2 separate regions of the Homo sapiens genome follow, and region 2 is linked to region 1. The links are chromatin loops, found by intact Hi-C in ENCODE. Cell type or tissue: breast epithelium. All regions are shown on one strand. Links, peaks and the distances in the headings refer to the core of each region. The heading gives the core; the rest is flanking DNA.

Region 1 (9,247 bases), core at 450-8,449:
GTGAAATGCTGTTGTTATTCCTACATTTCAAGTTTTAAGAATAGTCTTAGAAAGTCTTCAGTTTACAGGAGTTGGACTCTCCATTTTAGGAAACATTTGATCAAAAACCACCCCTGGCAAAGGAAACTATGTCCTGTGAGCAAATCCTGCAGGGAAGGCAATGCCAGTTTGAAACCCTGACTGCTAAACCACAAGTCATTCCAACTCTGGTAGCATCCTAACTGAGTGGAAGTTACACCACAACCCATGACTGGATTAATCACCAACTCAAACATCCTTCCTTACTAGGATGAGTAACATTTTACCAGAATTCTGAGCAACAATGCCCATTTCCGAGTAGGTCATAACCATTGGTACTAAAGTCATGAGTTGTAGCTGTAAGCTATTTTAAATGAAGATGTCTATAAAATTTGGCTTGCGTAAGTAAAGAGTTTAAAAAGTCTATCACAGAACCCAAAGTAATTGAGTGTGTATACTGAACACATGACCTGTACAACAGTGCTCACAGCACCTTTATTTGTAACAGCCCAAACTGGAAGAAGAAACAACCCAGATGTCTGCCATGATATGTTTGAGCCATGGAATACTACACAGCAATTCTTTTAAAAGATGCTACCACCACAAGTAATGTGGATGAGCCACACACATAATGTTCAGTGAAAGAAACCAGACGCAGAGGAGTATGATTCCCTTTACATGAAGTTCAAGGACAGGCAAAACCAACTTACAGTGAGAGAAATCAGAAGAGTGGTTGCCTCCCGGTTAAAGGAGGGGTGATGATATCGACTGGGAAAGGGGCATAAAGGAGGCTTCTGAAGTGCTAAAGTTTCCATATCCTTCCTCTGGGTGTTGGCTACATGGATGTTGTGGTTGCCAGCCTCCAAGATGGCCCCAGTGCTCCCCTCCTCTTGTCCTTGTCTGGTCCCCTTCCTACACTGCATCAGGACTGGTCTGTGTGCCCAGTATTACATGGCAGAAGTGATGGCATATAACATTTGAGGCTAACTCATAACAGACATTATGGCTCTGCCTTGCTCTCAATCCCTTTTGGATCACTCCTTCTGGAGGAAGCCAGCTGCCAAGTCCTGAGGACACTCAGCAGCCTATGGAGAGGAGGAACTGAGGCCTCCTTCCCACAGCATCTTTTTTTTTTTTTTTTTTGAGACAGAGTCTTGCTCAGTCACCCAGGCAGGAGTGCAGTGGCATGATCTCAGCTCACTGGAACCTCGGCCTCCTGGGTTCAAGCAATTCACCTGCCTCAGCCTCCCGAGTAGTTGAGATTACAGACATGTGCAACCATGCCCGGCTAATTTTTGTATTTTTAGTGGAGACAGGGTTTCACCATGTTGGCCAGGCTGGTCTCGAACTCCTGACCTCAAGTGATCCGCCCACCTTGGCCTCCCAAAGTGCTGGGATTACAGGTGTGAGCCACCGAGCCCAGCTTCCCACAGCATCTTCAACAGCAGATCCTCCAGCCCCAGTCAAGCCTTCAGATGATGGTAGCCTGGGCCAACTTCTTGGCCATAACCTCAGGAGAGACCCTGAGCCAGAACCACCTAGAACCACCCAAATCCCTGACTGGCAGAAACTGGGATAAAATAAATGTTTGTTCATTTAATATACTAAGTTTTGGAGTAATTTGTTATTCAGTAATAGACAACTAATAAAAGTGTTTAACACATAAAAGAAACTTGGCTGGGCGCAGTGGCTCATGCCTGTAATCCCAGATCTTTGGGAGGCCAAGGCAGGTGGATCACTTGAGTCCAGGAGTTTGAGACCACCCTGGGCAACATGGCGAAACCCCGTCTTTACTAAAAATACACAAATTAGCCAGGCATGGTGGAGTGTGCCTATGATCCCAGCTACTTGGGATGCTGAAGCACAAGAATCACTTGAACCCAGGAGGCAGAGTTTACAGTGAGCCAAGATCACACCACTGCACTCTAGCCTGGGTGACACAGTGAGACTCAGTCTCAAAAAAAAAAAGTAGAAAACTCATCAAGCTGTACAGCTAAGTTCTGTATACCTCATATATGAATATTATATCTTAATTAAAAGGAAAAGTCTATTAACAAAAAGAGTTCTCAAAAATGCTCAACCTGAACCTCCTTAGGGGGTTGGCAGAAGCATTAACTAAAGCTCTCCTATATTTCACCAAAATGTGTTGGCAATTCGTAGCCTGCTGGAGGAAGGGAGGTGTGAGCTGTTCCCTGTGTTCAGCTGGACAGCCTCCCACTCTCTATAGGCGCTTCTTTTAGAGCCAGCTCCACTGCTGGTCCTGGAGGTTTTTTGGGGAAGGCGATCAAAAAATTTACAATGTCCATGACTACTATAGGGAATAGTTCTACGATGCTGGCTGCGAAAACCAGATCAACTTATTAGGCACAGTAGACACAGTGATAATTTTACTGTCCCATGAAAATGTTTTAATTTTAATTTCTTTTGAAATCAGAACAAAAATAAGAATACTGTAATAATGAGCATATAATAATGAATTCAGCCAGCGTTATATGTGTCTTTATAATGCAATTGGAAACTCTCATTTTAAATTTTTTTTTTTGAAGGAAAAAGGGGTCCTTAAAGGCAAAGGTGCCTGGGGCCCACACAAGTCATAATGCAGCCCTGAGTAAAAGGAAAGGTGCTAGGGACTGAATTGTGCTCCCCCAAATGTCTTGTGTTGAAGCCCTAACCCCCCAAGGTGACTGTATTTGAAGATAAGGCTTTTAGGAGGTAATTAAGGTTAAATAAAGTCATAAGGGAGGGGCCTTAATTCAATAGGATTGTTGAAGAAGAGGAAGAGAGAGAGAAATCTTTCTCCCTGAAAGCACACACTTAAGGAAACACCATCTGGGGACACAGGGAGAAGGTGCTGTCTACAAGCCAGGAAGAGAGCCCTCACCAGGAACCAAATAAGCTCCCCATGCTGATCTTGAACTCTCTAACCTCTAGAACTGTAACAGATAAATTCCTATTGTTTAAGTCACACCAGTCTTTGGTATTTTGTGCAATGGCCTCAGACGTCACTAAATGACATTGATTACATTCTATTACCCCAAAACCCTAGTTCTATCTTCATTTTCTGTTATTGAACTTTAGGCTTCAGGTTAGGAACTAGGCAAGCTTGCAATTTGTTAGGTAAGTAGGCATTCTTTTTTTCTCTGCCTATTTGAAGGACTACCTACTTTGAAGGTTGCAGATCAGCAGCAGAAAAAAATTTTTTAAAAAGCTTTTTAAAAAAATTTTAGAAGAAATCAAAGGTTTTTTTGGTAATAAAATTTTATTGGCTTGGCATGGTGGTTCATACCTATTATCCAGCACTTTGGAGGCTGAGGCAGGAGGATCACTTTAGCCAGGGAGGTCAAGGCTGCAGTGAGCTGTGATCATGCCACTAGACTACAACCTGGGTGACACAGTGAGACTCTGTCTCAAAAGAAAAAAGAAAAAAGCACAGAAAAATAAATAAAATTACTTATAAATGTGTGAAAAGATTTTTAATCTCACTTATAATTAAAGAAATACAAATCAAAGCATCCTAATTTTATTTTATTTATTTTTTTTTTTGAGACGGAGTCTTGCTCTGTCGCCCAGGCTGGAGTGCAATGGCGTGATCTCGGCCACTGAAACCTCCACCTCCTGGGTTCAAACAATTCTCCTGCCTCAGCCTCTTGAGTAGCTAGGATTACAGGTGTGTGCCACCACGCCCAGCTAATTTTTTTTTTTTTTTTTGAGACGGAGTCTCGCTCTGTAGCCAGGCTGCAGTGCGGTGGGGCGACCTCGGCTCACTGCAACCTCCAACTCCCTGGTTCAAGTGATTATCTCACCTCAGCCTCCCGACTAGCTGGGATTACAGGCATGCACCACCACCCCCGGCTAATTTTTGTATTTTTAGTAGAGACGGGGTTTCACTATGTTGGCTAGGATGGTCTCGATCTCCTGACCTCATGATCCACCCACCTCAGCCTCCCAAAGTGCTGAGATTACAGGTGTGAGCCATCACGCCCAGCCTAATTTCTTGTTGCCCAGACTGCAGTGCAATGGCGCAATCTCAGCTCCCTGCAACCTCCGCCTCCCAGGTTCAAGAGATTCTCCTGCCTCAGCCTCCTGAGTAGCTGGAATTACAGGCATCCACCACCATGCCTGGCTAATTTTTTGTATTTTTAGTAGAGATGGAGTTTCACCATGTTGGCCAGGCTGGTCTTGAACTCCTGACCTCAGGTGATCCACTTGCCTCGGCTCCCAGAGTGCTGGAATTGCAGGCATGAACCACCGCGCCTGGCCAATTTTTGTATTTTTAATTGAGACGGAGTTTCAGCATGTTGGCCAGGCTGGTCTCGAACTCCTGACCTCAGGTGATCCACCTGCCCCGGCTTCCCAAACTGCTGAAATAATAGGCGTGAGCCACCGTGCCCAGCCCCAATATTTTTTAAAATAAGAAACAAAATAAATAAAATCACAGATTGCATTTAGGTACTTCCATACATTGCTGGCTGCAATTTCTTTGGAGGGCAATTTGACAACAATCAAAACTTAAATACCCATTTCCTTTGATCCAACAATATAAAAGTATTTCCAACAGTTCTATTTGCGCATGATTGCAAAGATTTACATCCAAGAATGGGCCAGGAGTGGTGGCTCACGCCTGTAATCCCAGCACTTTAGGAGGCTGAGGCAGGCAGATTGCTTGAGCCCAGCAGTTCAAGACCAATCTGGGCAACATGGTGAAACCCCGTCTCTACAAAAAATACAAAAATTAGCCAGGAGTGGTGGTGCACAGGTGGGAGGATCGCTTGAGCCCAGGAGGTAGAGGCTGCAGCGAGCCATGATCATGCCACTGCACGCCAGACTTGGCAACAGAGTGAGACTCTGTCCCAGAAAAAAACATTTTTAAAAGATACAAGGATGTTCATTGCATCATTTCCAGTAACAAGTGACAAGCTAAATGCCCAAGAAGAGACTGATTAAATAAGTTACATAGTGGATCAAAAATTATTAACGTAAGTATTTCTAGCCTTCCCCTACCATCTGCCAGCTACAGATAATTTAGTCTTGGGTCAACTTTCTCCTCTCCCTCTACAAGGGAAATGTTCAAAAGTGTTTAGACTTTGGTGATGCAGCATGATTGGGAAAGCAGAGGGCACAGAAAGATGCCAGGCTTTGTGGTCTCCAGGCAAGCTCAGGAATGTGACAAAGCATACCGAAAAGAAAAGCGGGCTGGGAGCAGTGGCTCACGCCTGTAATCCCAGCGCTTCAGGAGTCTGAGGCTGGTGGATTGCTGGAGGCCAAGAGTTAAAGACCAGCCAGGCCAACATGGTGAAACCCCATCTCTAATGAAATCCAAAAAAAAATTAGCTGGGCGTGGTAGCGCACACCTGTAATCCCAGCTACTCGGGAAGCTGAGGCATGAGAATCTTTGGAGCCGGGGATGTGGAGGTTGCAGTGAGCTGAGATCATGTCACTGCACTCCAGCCTGGGAGACAGAGCAAGACTCTGTCTCAAAAAAGAAAAAAGGAAAAGGAAAGATAAATTTATAATGTATTGCCAGGACCACACAAACCCTTCATATGTACCAGGAATGCAAGTAGAGGAATTGAGTTATTTTGAAATACTTGTTGGCTGGTGATTTATATTTCATTGATTTAGACACTGCTCTGAGTATGGCTTCAGAAGTGTTACATACGCATAATAAAATCCTTTACAGCTATTAAAAGGAGTGAGGTAGGAAAGCATACTGCTAAAAGCAAAGAAGCCAGATGAGAACTGTGTACTGTACATCCCCACTTGTTTAAAACGTTTGTATATTATATTCACATATGTATGCTTTCCACTACATAGAAGTTTTCTGGAAGGTATTTCTGCACATTTATAAAGATGCACATCTAATAATTTCATTTCCCCCCATTTTCTACTTATTGCTCTGAGGTCAACACTGAATAGTCCTTATGAAGATGGTATTGAATATTCTTTCAACAAAAAAGTCTCCGGATCTCAACTACTGGAGCTCAGAAAACGATACCCCAAAGTAGGAGGCTTTGGCATGCTAAGTACTTTGAACTAAAGGAGATTAGGTCTCAGTAGCAGCCTCAGAAACAAAGTCTACCCATGACTTTCTCCTGCCCTCCTGTCTCCAGCGGTCTTGCACCCCTGAAGTAAGTCACAGGAACCAGAATTCTTCTTCCCCAAGGAGGGTTATGGAAACTTAGAACCTTCAAAGTAATTTATAAACTTGGAAATCTTACTGTAACATTTTCTTCTACCTCTCTCTGTCTTTGAGACAGGGTCTTGCTCTATCACCCAGGCTGGAGTGCAGCAGCATGATCATAGACAACTGTAGCCTCCTGGGCTCAAGCAATCCTCCTGCCTCAGCCTCCTTAGTAGCTGAGACTACAGGTGTGTGCCACTATGCCCAGCTAACTTAAAAAAAATTTTTTTTTTGTATAGAGGGAGTCTTGCTACATTGCCCTGGCTGAGAATTTACATTTCTAACAAGTTCCAAGGAGATGCTCCTGCTGCTGGTCTGGGGATGGCCGTTTGAGGATCCCTGCATGAAGGCATACACAGGACTTGATCCTCAGTGGGGGCACCAGGAGCTGGAGCCTGGGGAGTGGGAAGCGAGAGCACAGAGCTGACTGAGGACCACGAGGTCGTCGTGGAGGACCTAGGCTGAAGGTCCTGAAGAAATCCCCATAGTTTCACTGCCAGGCCAGCCAGGTGGACATCTCAGGGCTGAGGAGGTGAGAAGGCAAGACAGAAAGTGAAACAGCACTTTATAGGATAGGGATGGGAAGGTCATCTGCATCATGGGACTCCTTGGGGAGGGGTTCGGTCATTGCTCCAGATGAAGGTTTAGTCTTTTCATCGTAAATTTGCTTTCACTGTTGGGAAAGAGATCTTCACCTCCATTTTCTTAACTTCAAAATGGAAATGACAGATGCTTTTGAGTGGTCTGAATACTTGAAATTTGAGGGAAAACGTTACCAGAAACACATACAACTAGAGTTAAAGATAAATACATATATCAAACGCATGGCTCAAAAATGACAACGCGTCTTCTTTATCTGCCTTCACGTAGAACTTAAAACAGACCCTGGTCCCCACCTCGGGGTTTCCTCGCGCCCACGGGCTGCGCTGCGCAGCTGGGCCAGCAGGTGGCGAGGCTCCCGCACTTTTTTTCCCGGGCCTGGCCGCACCGCCACCGCCCACCCCGCGCTCCGCCCCGCCCCGCCCCGCCGCACTCGCGGATCGTCACACGGTCAGGCCACCGCGCGTCACCGCCCCGGGCTCTGCTAGAAAGTGCCGGGGTCCAGATTCCTTTCAGGTGACTGGGTTGGGAGGAGAAGTCGCTCAGCGTAATTGTCGGAGCCGAAATAAACAGAGACTCCGCGGCCGGGCGGGACCTTACCCGGAAGTCCCCCAGAACAGCACTACCCTTCGCTGAAACCTCGCCCGCCCCCTCCAACCCAGAGACGAAAAGGGAAAGCATCACGGCCAGAAACCGTTGGCACAACTCCACAGATACTCTCCCGGGCCGAGCCAGACTCCATAAGTCCCGCGCCTGGCCCCCGGGGATTGCAGGGGCTGAGGAGAAGGGCAACACGGGGACCTTGAAGCGGGGTCGCGGCGGCGCCCCAGCCCGGGCCAGGGAGTCCCGGCAGCGGCACCTCCCAGAAAGGGCGGAGCCGACGACGCCTTCTTCCTTCCTGACCGGCGCGCGCAGCCTGCTGCCGCGGTCAGCGCCTGCTCCTGCTCCTCCGCTCCTCCTGCGCGGGGTGCTGAAACAGCCCGGGGAAGTAGAGCCGCCTCCGGGGAGCCCAACCAGCCGAACGCCGCCGGCGTCAGCAGCCTTGCGCGGCCACAGCATGACCGCTCGCGGCCTGGCCCTTGGCCTCCTCCTGCTGCTACTGTGTCCAGCGCAGGTGAGCGGTCGCCGGCCACCGGGACGCCCTGTGGGGACGTGGCGGGGCCGAGAGCCGGGGAAGGCGACGGGCCCAGCGACGGCTCAGGCCCGGGTCCTGGGGAAGTTGGTCTGGCGATGGAGAGCTCGGAGGTTCCTCACTTGTCCTGTTTCTGTCTCCGGCCACGCTCTCTTTCCTGTGGTCTGGAAGAGGGTGGCAGTGGGGGCTTGGGTGACCTGTTCTGAGCTTGTTCCATCTGTGGTCACCTAATTTCTCTGTGTAGGATGTGGCACCAGAAGAAGGGAGGAAAGTGGGTAGAGTGGGATAGGGACACTACTTGCTTTTTAAAAAATTCTGCTACATGCGCACGAACTCCAAAATTTAGGAGCTCTAACCACTTTATTTCCTCTTCTCATCACCTGAGGATGGAGGTGGAAGCAGAGGTAAAGAGACACAAACTTCCTCAAGCACCCGGTGAAACTGCCTTGAGTACTTGACATAAGTCAGCTTGGTCTTCTAAAGAGGGCAGGTTACTTTTCATCAACTCCTTTTTACACCTCAGGACACTGAGACTCACAGGGCGGTATTGAATTTCCCCTTGTCACTATTAGCCAGCGACAGGATGGGGCCTGGAACTCGGTGTCCTGCTGACTCCTTCTGGGGGCTTTTGCTTGGTTTAATAGCTTTGGGAAAGAGCACCTCAGTATTTGTGTGTCTGTAGTTTCCTCTTTTAAAACTGGAGTGGGGCAGTGTCACGCTGTGACTCGTTAAACCAAATCAGGATGAGAGTGCCTCCGGGGAATTGTGTCCTTGTGCACATTAACGCCCCTCACATAGGTGTGGCGTCAATAGGAAGTGGTGAATCAGGGGAGAGGGGGTTCCGTGGACTAGAAAAAACTCTCCTTCGACTTCTATTTAGTTCTCAGAAGGGGATAGGTGATGTTGATCCAATAATGGACTAAGAGCCAGGAGAAGGGCTCCGCGGGAGGATCTCTTGAGCTCAGCAGTTCAAGACCAGCCGGGGCAACATGGTGAAACACCGTCTTAAAAACATTTTGTTTTTCTTTTCATTGTTGAGGTTGAGGCTGCTGTGAGCTGTGATCACGCCGGTGTACTCCAGCCTGGGCAACAGAGCAAGACCCTGTGTCAAAACAAAAAAGAGAGAGAAATAAATAATAGCAATTATGTGCCGTAGAGAAAATGTGGCTATTCTGTTTCCCTAGAGTTTTTTAAAATTTATTTTTAAAATTTATTTATTTTAGAGACAGGTTCTTGCTCTGTTGCCCAGGCGTGGGGGCAGTGTCGCCATCATAGCTCACTGCAGCCTGGAACTCCTGGCCTCAAGCAGTCCTTCC
Region 2 (9,247 bases), core at 5-8,004, 74 kb after region 1:
CTGTCATTTCAACTGGAAACATCCTCACGTGTCACAGAGTTAGCGTCACCACCCTCTGGGAGGGTAGAGGAGGTAAGCAGCTTCTTTATATCAGAGGCCCAGCCCACAGGACCCATTCTAGTTGTCCTGGTCCACACGGCCTCAAAACCATTATCCCCCAGCACTGTCATCCATGCTCACAATTGCAACAGAGAGTTCAAGTACTCGTGGAATGGAGCGGATTCCCACCTTCTTCCAAGGTCAAATCTCAAGCGTTAGTTTCTGAAATAGTTTTGAATTATCTTTAATCAACTGACACAATCACTTTTTTCTAAACTACTTGAGACTACCAAACCCATTTCCATCTGGAAGACCAAAACTCTTAGCATAAAAATGCACTTTCTAGTCTTATTCAGACATTTTGCCAATTTTTTTTTTTTTTCGGAGACAGGATCTTGCTCCATCACCCAGGCTGGAGTGCAGTGGCGCGATCTCCACTCACTGAAGCCCCGACCTCCTGGGCTCAAGCCATCCTCCAGCCTTAGCCCCACAAGTAGCTGGGACTATAGGCGTGCACTACCACGCCCGGCTAATTTTTGTATTTTTTATATAGGTGGGGTTTTGCCATGCTGCTCAGGCTGGTCTCGAACTCCTGGGCTCAAGCAATCTGTCCGCCTTGGCCTCCCAAAGTGCTGGGATTACAGGCGTGATCCACCGTGCCCAGCCACCAATTTTCACAAGGCTTTTAAGCAACCTTAACTTTGGTAGAAACGCAGACAGCTTGTACCTCTGTATCCTGATGATGCACGACTACCAGGTTGTCCACCACGTTCAGGGCAAACTTTCCCGTCCTATTTAACTTCAATATGTGCATCTTTTTACAGGCACCTTCTCTGTAGGATAGAAAGCAAAAAACAGATCAACAAGCTGCAGTTCACATTTTAAAATCAGAGAGAGAGGGAAAACAAAGCATGAAATCTACCGTGGTAGATGATAGAGGACCACCTCCGCTCCTGTGCTGTTGGAGGTCCGAGAATGATGCCTCAAGAAGAGAACATACAGCTGCCCGTATCTAATTAGGGAACAAACAGACATAAATCACATCTGGCCATTCAAAATTCCTTTGTTCTAAATGGCATCACGGTTAAGTAAATTATAAGATATTCACTTAATGGAGTATTTTGCTGCCAACAAGTGTTTACAAAGAAACATGCAGTTACTCAAAGCCTATTATAAAGTTAAGTGGAAAAGAGAACACACACTAAACACAGCTTGATCATAATATTTTAAAAGAAAACCCCAAACCTAAGCATAGAGTCTAAAATGATTGGAAAGAAACACATGTAATAGTTATACTTGAGTGATATGCTAAGTTCATTTTCTTCTCTGTTTTCCAAGTTTTGTATAATGAATGTATATTCCTTAATAACAGGAAAATATAATCACTATTTTTTTTTTTCATTTTTCAGAGACAGGGTCTCCCTCTGTCACCCAGGCTGGAATGCAGTGGTGCAACCACAGCTCACTGCAACCTCCACCTCCTAGGCTTTGGCGATCTTCCCTCACCTCAGCCTCCCCAGTAGCTAGGACTACATGCACGTGCCACCGTGCCTGGCTAATTTTTAAATTTTTTTGTAGAAACAGGGTCTCACTATGTTGCCCGGGCTGGTCTTGAACTCCTGGCCTCAAGGCGATCCCCCTGCCTTGGCCTCCCCAGTCACTGGTATTACAGGTGTGTGCCACCATGCTCAGCCTTTTCTATTTAAGTGCCATCTAATAAATGTTGCTGTGAACAGTTCCTGAATGCATATTCTAGTCCAGTGGTAAACTCTGTGCTGGGCCTGCCCAGGGACAAGGAGGAGACCAAGGTGGGAGGGAACAGGTCCCCACCTCCACTTCAGCCAGGACTGCTCTCACTTTATCTATTGTCTAAACAGGAATGCTGGCTGGGCACGGCGGCTCATGCCTATAAACCCAGCACTTTGGGAGGATGAGGCGGGAGGATCACCCGAGCCCAGGAGTTCAAGACCAGCCTGGGCAACATGGTGAAACTCCATCTCTTCAGAAAATACAAAAATTATCCAGATGTGGTGGCATGCGCCTGTAGTCCCAGCTACTTGGGAGACTGTGGCAGGAAAATCACTTGAACCTAGAAGGCGGAGGTTGTGGTGAGCTGAGATTGTAACACTGCACTCCAGCCTGGGCAACAGAGCGACACTCTCCAAAAAAAATTTAAAAATAAACAGGAATGCCACAGAAGAGTACGTTTAAAAAAAAAGGAAGAAGAAATGAAAGAACATTATACTAACTACCATAAAGTTTGAAAGTTTGGGCCACTGTTTTAGGCCACAGAAGAATCAGAAGTAACTTAGAAGCAAAATTTTGACTATTGTCGAATCAGATACAGGCATACAGGGGTTCTTTTTTATTAGTCTCTATTGTGTGTTTAAAATTTTCATTACAAATTTAAAAACTGAGATATCCACTTTTTCAAATGAAAATATACCTCCGTACTGCCAGGCGTGGTGGCTCACGCCTGTAATCCCAACACTTTGGGAGGCTGAGGAGGGCAGATCAAGAGGTCAAGAGACCGAGACCACCCTGGCCAACATGGTGAAACCCTGTCTCTACTAAAAATACAAAAATTAGTTGGGCATGGTGGCACGCACCTGTAGTCCCAGCTACTCGGGAGGCTGAGGCAGGAGAATCGCTTGAACCTGGGAGGCGGAGGTTGCAGTGAGCCAAGATCGTGCCACTGTACTCCAGCCTGGCAACAGAGCAAGACTCCATCACAAAAACAAACAAAAAAAAAAAGTAAAAGAAAATATACCTCTATATATACGTAATTTAGTTCCATGTCTGTTACATAAAATCTTAATCTATTTTCTTATTTAGAACAATTATTATTTAACTGAGCTTTTAAAAAAAATAAACTTGGCCAGGCACAGTGGCTCATGCCTGTAATCCCAGCACTTTGGGAAGCCAAGGCAGGTGGATCACTTGAGGTCAGGAGTTCGAGACCAGCCTGGCCAACATGGTGAAGCCCTGTCTCTACCAAAAATACAAAGACTAGCCGGGCGAGGTGACGCACACTTGTAATCCCAGCTACTTGGGAGGCTGAAGCAGAAGAATCGTTTGAGCCTGGGAGGTGGAGGCTGCAGTGAGCCGACACTGCACCACTGCACTCCAGCCTAGGGGACAGAACAAGACTCTGTCTCGAAAAAAAAAAAAAAAGAAGAAGAAATTCTAAAACAAAGATACTAAGAAATAAATTGGTTCAATGTTCTTGTTTTATCAGGCTAGAAAGGTAAAGGAATTCCTTAGCATCACAAAGCTGATAAAAATCAAAAAGGAATGCCAAAAACACTGCAGGTTTTCTATGTTCACAGGACCTATACACTGAATACCCAGAACAAGGGGAGTCCTCCTTATGTGTTCTAGGGGTCAGGGCATCACGTGGTGCTTGTAACACACTCCTTCTATTATTTATATTACTGAAAGCAATCACAGGATGGAATTCTCTCTGACACGGACATACATGGTAGCCATTGCGATGTCTCTTTCGGAAAGGCTGGGTTTAGTTGACTTAGGCGCAGCTGGTAATTCAATCTCAAATTTGGGCAGCTTCGACATAGTGCCAGCCTGTTTAGGGGGAAAATGTTTTAGGAAAAGCTTATTAAACCCCTTCAATGTTTCATCATTCCCTGTGTAAAACCAACAAGGATAAACACAGACTTCGTCTTTGGATCCTTTCCACCGTCCCCCATGTCCTCTCACAGCCTGTCTGCCCAGCATAGAATGAATGGCTCCAGGAGCTGACGGGTATACAGAGTGCCCTCTAGTGGTCAGAGCGGTGACGTTACGGCTAGAGGAACCTGTCCCTAACGTGCCTGACACATTAGGATGCTACAGGAACAGGGGACAACTGGGGAAAGGTGTTTTTTTCAGGGGAGGCTTCCTCTTACCCTAAAGTGAAAAGGCTGCAGGACATTCTCCAGGACCGTGGTAGACAGCAAGATCACGGCGCTCTCGGGGCAGTACATGTACCAATTCACATTGAGATTGTGGCTCTTCAAGAGTTTCAGACTCCGTTTCTCTGGTAATACCTGAAGCAGAGTTTAAGAAACAGGATCTTCATTTAAAAAACGGCAAACTAATCCCAGCACTTTGGGAGGCTAAGGTGGGCGGATCACCTGAGGTCAGGAGTTCGAGACCAGCCTGGACAAAATGGTAAAACCCCATCTCTACTAAAAATACAAAAATTAGCCAGGCGTGGTGGCACATGCCTGTAATTCCAGCTACTCAGAAGGCTGAGGCACAAGAATTGCTTGAATGAACCCAGGAGGCAGAGGTTGCAGTGAGTCAAGATTGCACCATCACACTCCAGCGTGAGTGACAGAGCGAGATTCAGTCTCAATTAATAAATAAATCAATAACAGCAAACTGTCAGAAGATCCTTACAGTGCGCTCTGAGAATAAAAAGCAGAAGAAACCCACTAAGTGAAATGAACATTCTCACTTGTACTTATTACAGCTACTACTTAACCAGCCCTATGCTTGGTGCTTTACAGAGCCTCCTAACTCATTTACTCTTTGCCACGACTGAGAGGCAGGCATCACTGGCCCTATTAGCCAGATGAGAAACAAGGCTCCAAGAGTGGATTAGGGAACCTGCCCCTTAACAAAGCAATTATAGCCTGGGTAGGCTGTTTCCCTCCAAAATCCTTATCTGTGCCTCCACATGCCTGGGCATGTGGAGCACATGGATACACCTAAGAGCAATTTACAACAAATTTCTCCTCATCCAGGAAACGGCCAAAAGAAACTGACACCTCCAGGACCCCATGTGTTAACTCGGCCACCTCCCAGACCATGGCAGATCTGCCTTCTGCTTGGCCTCCACCTCGACTCCAGTCTACACTGGGCCTGGGAGGAGCTCCCTTCTTCTAGCAGATGTGTTCATAAGACTCCATACAAATGCAGTACTTTATAATCCAGGCACATTTTCAATGTACCCTAAATATTCCGATATTACAGAACACTGTACAGAGCCCCCAAGACATTAATGCTCATGGTACACTGCACTGAAGAACTGCTGCGCAAGTCAGGGGCAGGAGCCGTAAGCTTCTTAAGAACTATAATAATTAGGATGTGCTAGAGTCTTCTTTCTTTTTAACTTTTTTCTTGAAGATCTGAAGCCATCTAGGTAACCTTAAGGTATACTTTCCCACTGCAGAGAACAGAAAGACAGACTTTTAAATGATTACCATAGGGAACTCCCCCAGAAAGCAAGCCATCCTTCCCATGCAATCACATGTACAAAATTCTATTTCTGTGTGTATGGAATTTGTCTAAAGTTTGTTTAAAGTTCTCCTATTGGTCATTACAAATTTTTTTTTTTTTTGAGACGGAGTTTCACTCTTGTTGCCCAGGCTGGAGTGCAGTGGCACAATCTCGGCTCACCGCAACCTCCACCTCCCACGTTCAAGGGATTCTTCTGCCTCAGCCTCCCAAGTAACTGGGATTATAGGCGCCCACCACCACACCCAGCTAATTTTTGTATTTTTATTTTGAGACAGTAGAGACGGCACTTAGTAAAGATGGAGTTTAATAGAGACGGGGTTTCGCCATGGCGGCCAGGCTGGTCTCGAACTCCTGACCTCAGATGATCGCCCACCTCGGCCTCCCAAAGTGCTAGGATTACAGGCATGAGCCACCGTGCCCAGCCAGTCATTACTAAGATTTCGATGATGGCCTTACAGCAAAGCACCATGGCATTAACACACAGGTGTATTTTCTCTAACCATACATTCTAAATTATATGACTTTCATTAGGTCAACAAAATTAAAACCTGAAAGAACTCTTAACACCCTCTAAATTAGTTCCCCTTAGAGATCTCAGAAGCATGCTTAATAGGTCAGGAAGCTGGAACAGATGAAAAGAAACAGGCAGGTACATCAAAGGACACAATCCACAGAGTGGAAAGGCAACCTCCGGATTCGGAGAAAATACTTGCAAATTGTATCTCTAAGAAGGTGTTAATATCAGAATATATAAAGAACTACAATTCAACAAATAATAGTAATTTGATTTTAAAAATAGGCACAATGACCCGAATTAGTCATTTCTCCAAAGATGATACACAAAGTGGCCAAAACACACACACAAAAGTGCTCAACATCACTAATCAACAAAGAGCGCAAATCAAAACCACAATTAAGATGGCTAGTATCAAAAACAAAACAAAACAAAACAGCAAGTGTTGGTGAGGATATGGAGAAACTGGGACCCTTGTACACTTGGAGGGATTGCAAAATGGTGTAACTGCTATGGAAAACAGTATAGCGGTTCCCTAAAATATTCAGAAACAGAACTACCATCTGCTCCAGCAATCTCACTCTGGGTATAAATCTAAAAGAACTGAAAACGGGATCTTGAAGCGGTATCTGCATACCTGTATTGACAGCAGCACTATTCACAATGGCCAAGAGGCAGAAGCAACCCAAATGTCCCTCAACAGATGAATGGATAAGCAAAATGTGGTGTATACGCTCAGTGCGGTATTATCAGTCTTAAAAAGGAAACCCTATCACATGCTATGGCATGGGGGAACCTGTAGGAAATTATGGTAGATGAAATAAGCCAGTCACAAAGGGACAAATACTGTATAATTTCACTTATATGAAGTATAAAAGGTAATCAAATTCGGCCGGACACAGTGGCTCACGCCTGTAATCCCAGCACTTTGGGAGGCTGAGGTGAGTGGATCACCTGAAGTCAGGAGTTCAAGACCAGCTTGGCCAACATGGTGAAATCCCATCTCTACCAAAAATACAAAAATTAGCCAGGCGTGGTGGCGCACACCTGTAATCCCAGCTATTCAGGAAGCTGAGACAGGAGAATCGCCTGAACCCAGGAGACAGAGGTTGCAGTGAGCTGAGATCACGCCACTGCACTCCAGCCTGGGCAACAGAGCAAGACTCCATCTTAAAAAAAAAGGAGTCAAATTCATAGAAACAGAAAGTAAAATAGAGATTGCTGGGGCTGCAGGGAAGGGATAAGGGGAGTTGTTTACTGGATAGTTTTGGTTTCACAAGATGAAAAAAGTTCTGGAGCTATTTCATAACAATGTGAATGAATATACTTAACACTACTGAACTGAACACTTAAAAACAGTTAAGATAATAAATGTTGTATGTTTTTTTACCACAGTAAAAAAAATATTTTTGACCACACACAGTGGCTCATGCCCATAAATCCCAGCACTCTGGGAGGCCAAGGCAGAAGAATGGCTTGAACCTAGGAGTTCAAGACCAGTCTAGGCAACACAGCAAGACCTCATCTCTACAAAAAAAAAAAAAGGAAAAAAAAATTAAGTTGGGCGTGCTGGCACACACCTGTAGTTCCAGCTACTCAGGAAGCTGAGGTGGGAGGACTACGTGAGGCTAGGAGGTCGAGGCTGCAGTGAGCCGTGATTGTGCCACTGTACTCCAGCCTGGGTGACAGAGATCCTGTCTCAAAATAATTATTACAAAATAAAAAAATTTTAAGAGGAAGTTAACAAAATACAAATGGACAATATACAAATGAAAAGATGCTTACTTCCCTAGTAATGTAAAATGCAAATTAAAATGTCTTTCGGCCAGGCATGGTGGCTCACGCCTGTAATCCCAGCACTTTAGGGGGCCGAGATAGGTGGATTATTTGAGGCCAGGGGTTCAAGACCAGCCTGGCCAACATGGTGAAACCCCACCTCTTCTAAAAATACAAAAATTAGCCAGGCGTGGTGCTGGGCGCCTGTAGACCCAGCTACTTGGGAGGCTGAGGCAGGAGAATTGCTTGAACCCAGGAGGTGGAGGTTGCCGTGAGCCGAGATCGCACCATTGCACTCCAGCCTGGGCGACGGAGTGAGACTCTGTCTCAGAAAAAAAAAAAAAAAAAAAAGTCTTTCTACCTCTCAGGTTGGCAAATGTCTATAGACTGATAATATCCAGTCCTCCTAAAGGTATGAAAAGCAGAAGTTCCTATATTGCTAGTGAAAATACACATGTCTAGAAGAAATTTGGCGATACTGGTTCAGCTTTTCAGATGTTCGTACCTATACTGCAACTCTCCCTCTAATATAAAGAAGTGTGTACAAGCATGTTACTGAAGGGTTATTTGTAATCACAAAAAAATGGAAAACCAGCCAATGTCCAATAACAAGAAAATTTTTAAACTGCAGTCCATCCATACAGTGGAATACTACCCAGTCAGAATAAAATATAGAAAGATGTCCAAGATACACTTTGGACAAAAAAAAAAAAAGCTAGCTGCAAAAGTTTATATACAACATTCCCCTTTTTGTTAAAAAGAAGTTTGTATTTATTTTTAAAAATAGAGGAATATGCACCAAACTGTTCATAATAATTATTTATCGGGATTATAGGGAACATTTGCTTTCCATATTACATATCTTGCAATGTTTGAATGTTTTTTGTTTTAACTTTTAGGTTCAGGGATAGATGTGAAGGTTTGTTACATACGTAAACTCATGTCACGGGGTTTGTGGTACAGATTATTTCATCACCCAGGTATTAAGTCCAGTACCCAATAGTTATCTTTTCTGCTCCTCTCCCTCCTCCCACCCTCCCCTGCTCAAGTAGCCCCCCGTGTCTGTTGTTTCCTTCTTTGCATTCATAACTTACATTTAGCTCCCACTTAGAAGTGAGATCATGTGGTATTTGGTTTTCTGTTCCTGTGTTAGTTTGCTAAGGATGATGGCCTCCAGCTCCATCCATGTTCCCACAAAAGACATGATCTTGTTCATTTTTATGGCTGCATAGTATTCCATGGTATATATGTACCACATTTTCTTTATCCAATCTGTCACTGATGGGCATTTAGGATGATTCCATGTCTTTGCCATTGTGAACAGTGCTGCAATGAACATTCACGTGCATGTGCCTTTATGGTAGAATAATTTATATTCCTCTGCATATTACACCCAGTAATGGGGCTGCTAGGTCAAACAGTAGTTCTGCTTTTAGCTCTCTGAGGAATCGCCATACTGTTTTCCACAAAGGTTGAACTAATTTACACTCCCAGCAATAGTGCATAAGGGTTCCCTTTTCTCCACAACCTTGCCAGTATCTGTTATTCTTTGACTTTTTTATAATGGCTATGCTGACTAGTGTGAGATAGTTTCTCATTGTGGTTTTGATTTGCATTTCTCTAATGATCAGTGATGTTGAGCTCTTTTATGTTTGTTGGTCGCATGTGTGTCTT

Evidence for each region. Hi-C counts contacts between places; a loop is a spot of excess contacts. Peaks named below come from ENCODE experiments on the same cell type or tissue, not always from the same donor. Only the 100,000 strongest peaks of a DNase experiment are listed, where the experiment ranks them.
Region 2: a loop joins it to region 1, with 4 times the contacts of the local background. A loop is called at or near these places in 94 of 110 quality-filtered maps.

Annotation. Positions count from the first base shown.
Region 1 is chr18:23,584,953-23,594,199 of GRCh38, reverse strand. It overlaps NPC1 (NPC intracellular cholesterol transporter 1), which reads left to right and starts at 7,694. Exons shown (of 25, transcript NM_000271.5): 1 at 7,694-7,913. The coding sequence starts at 7,857. RefSeq lists silencers at 7,023-7,272, 7,623-7,672, 7,953-8,052 and enhancers at 8,076-8,622, 8,623-9,170. In breast epithelium, for the core only: a CTCF peak has its summit at 7,067; DNase peaks (open chromatin) are centred at 4,819, 5,189, 7,299, 7,699 and 1 weaker place; H3K4me3 peaks cover 1,842 bases; H3K27ac peaks cover 3,949 bases.
Region 2 is chr18:23,510,694-23,519,940 of GRCh38, reverse strand. RMC1 (regulator of MON1-CCZ1) reads right to left here. Exons shown (of 20, transcript NM_013326.5): 6 at 3,945-4,085; 7 at 3,518-3,621; 8 at 962-1,051; 9 at 767-872. It also overlaps a transcript of NPC1 not described here. Among named protein-coding and RNA genes, the nearest start is that of RMC1, 12 kb to the right of the region's middle. RefSeq lists an enhancer at 1-1,062. In breast epithelium, for the core only: a CTCF peak has its summit at 3,813 (motif pointing left); a DNase peak (open chromatin) is centred at 3,810.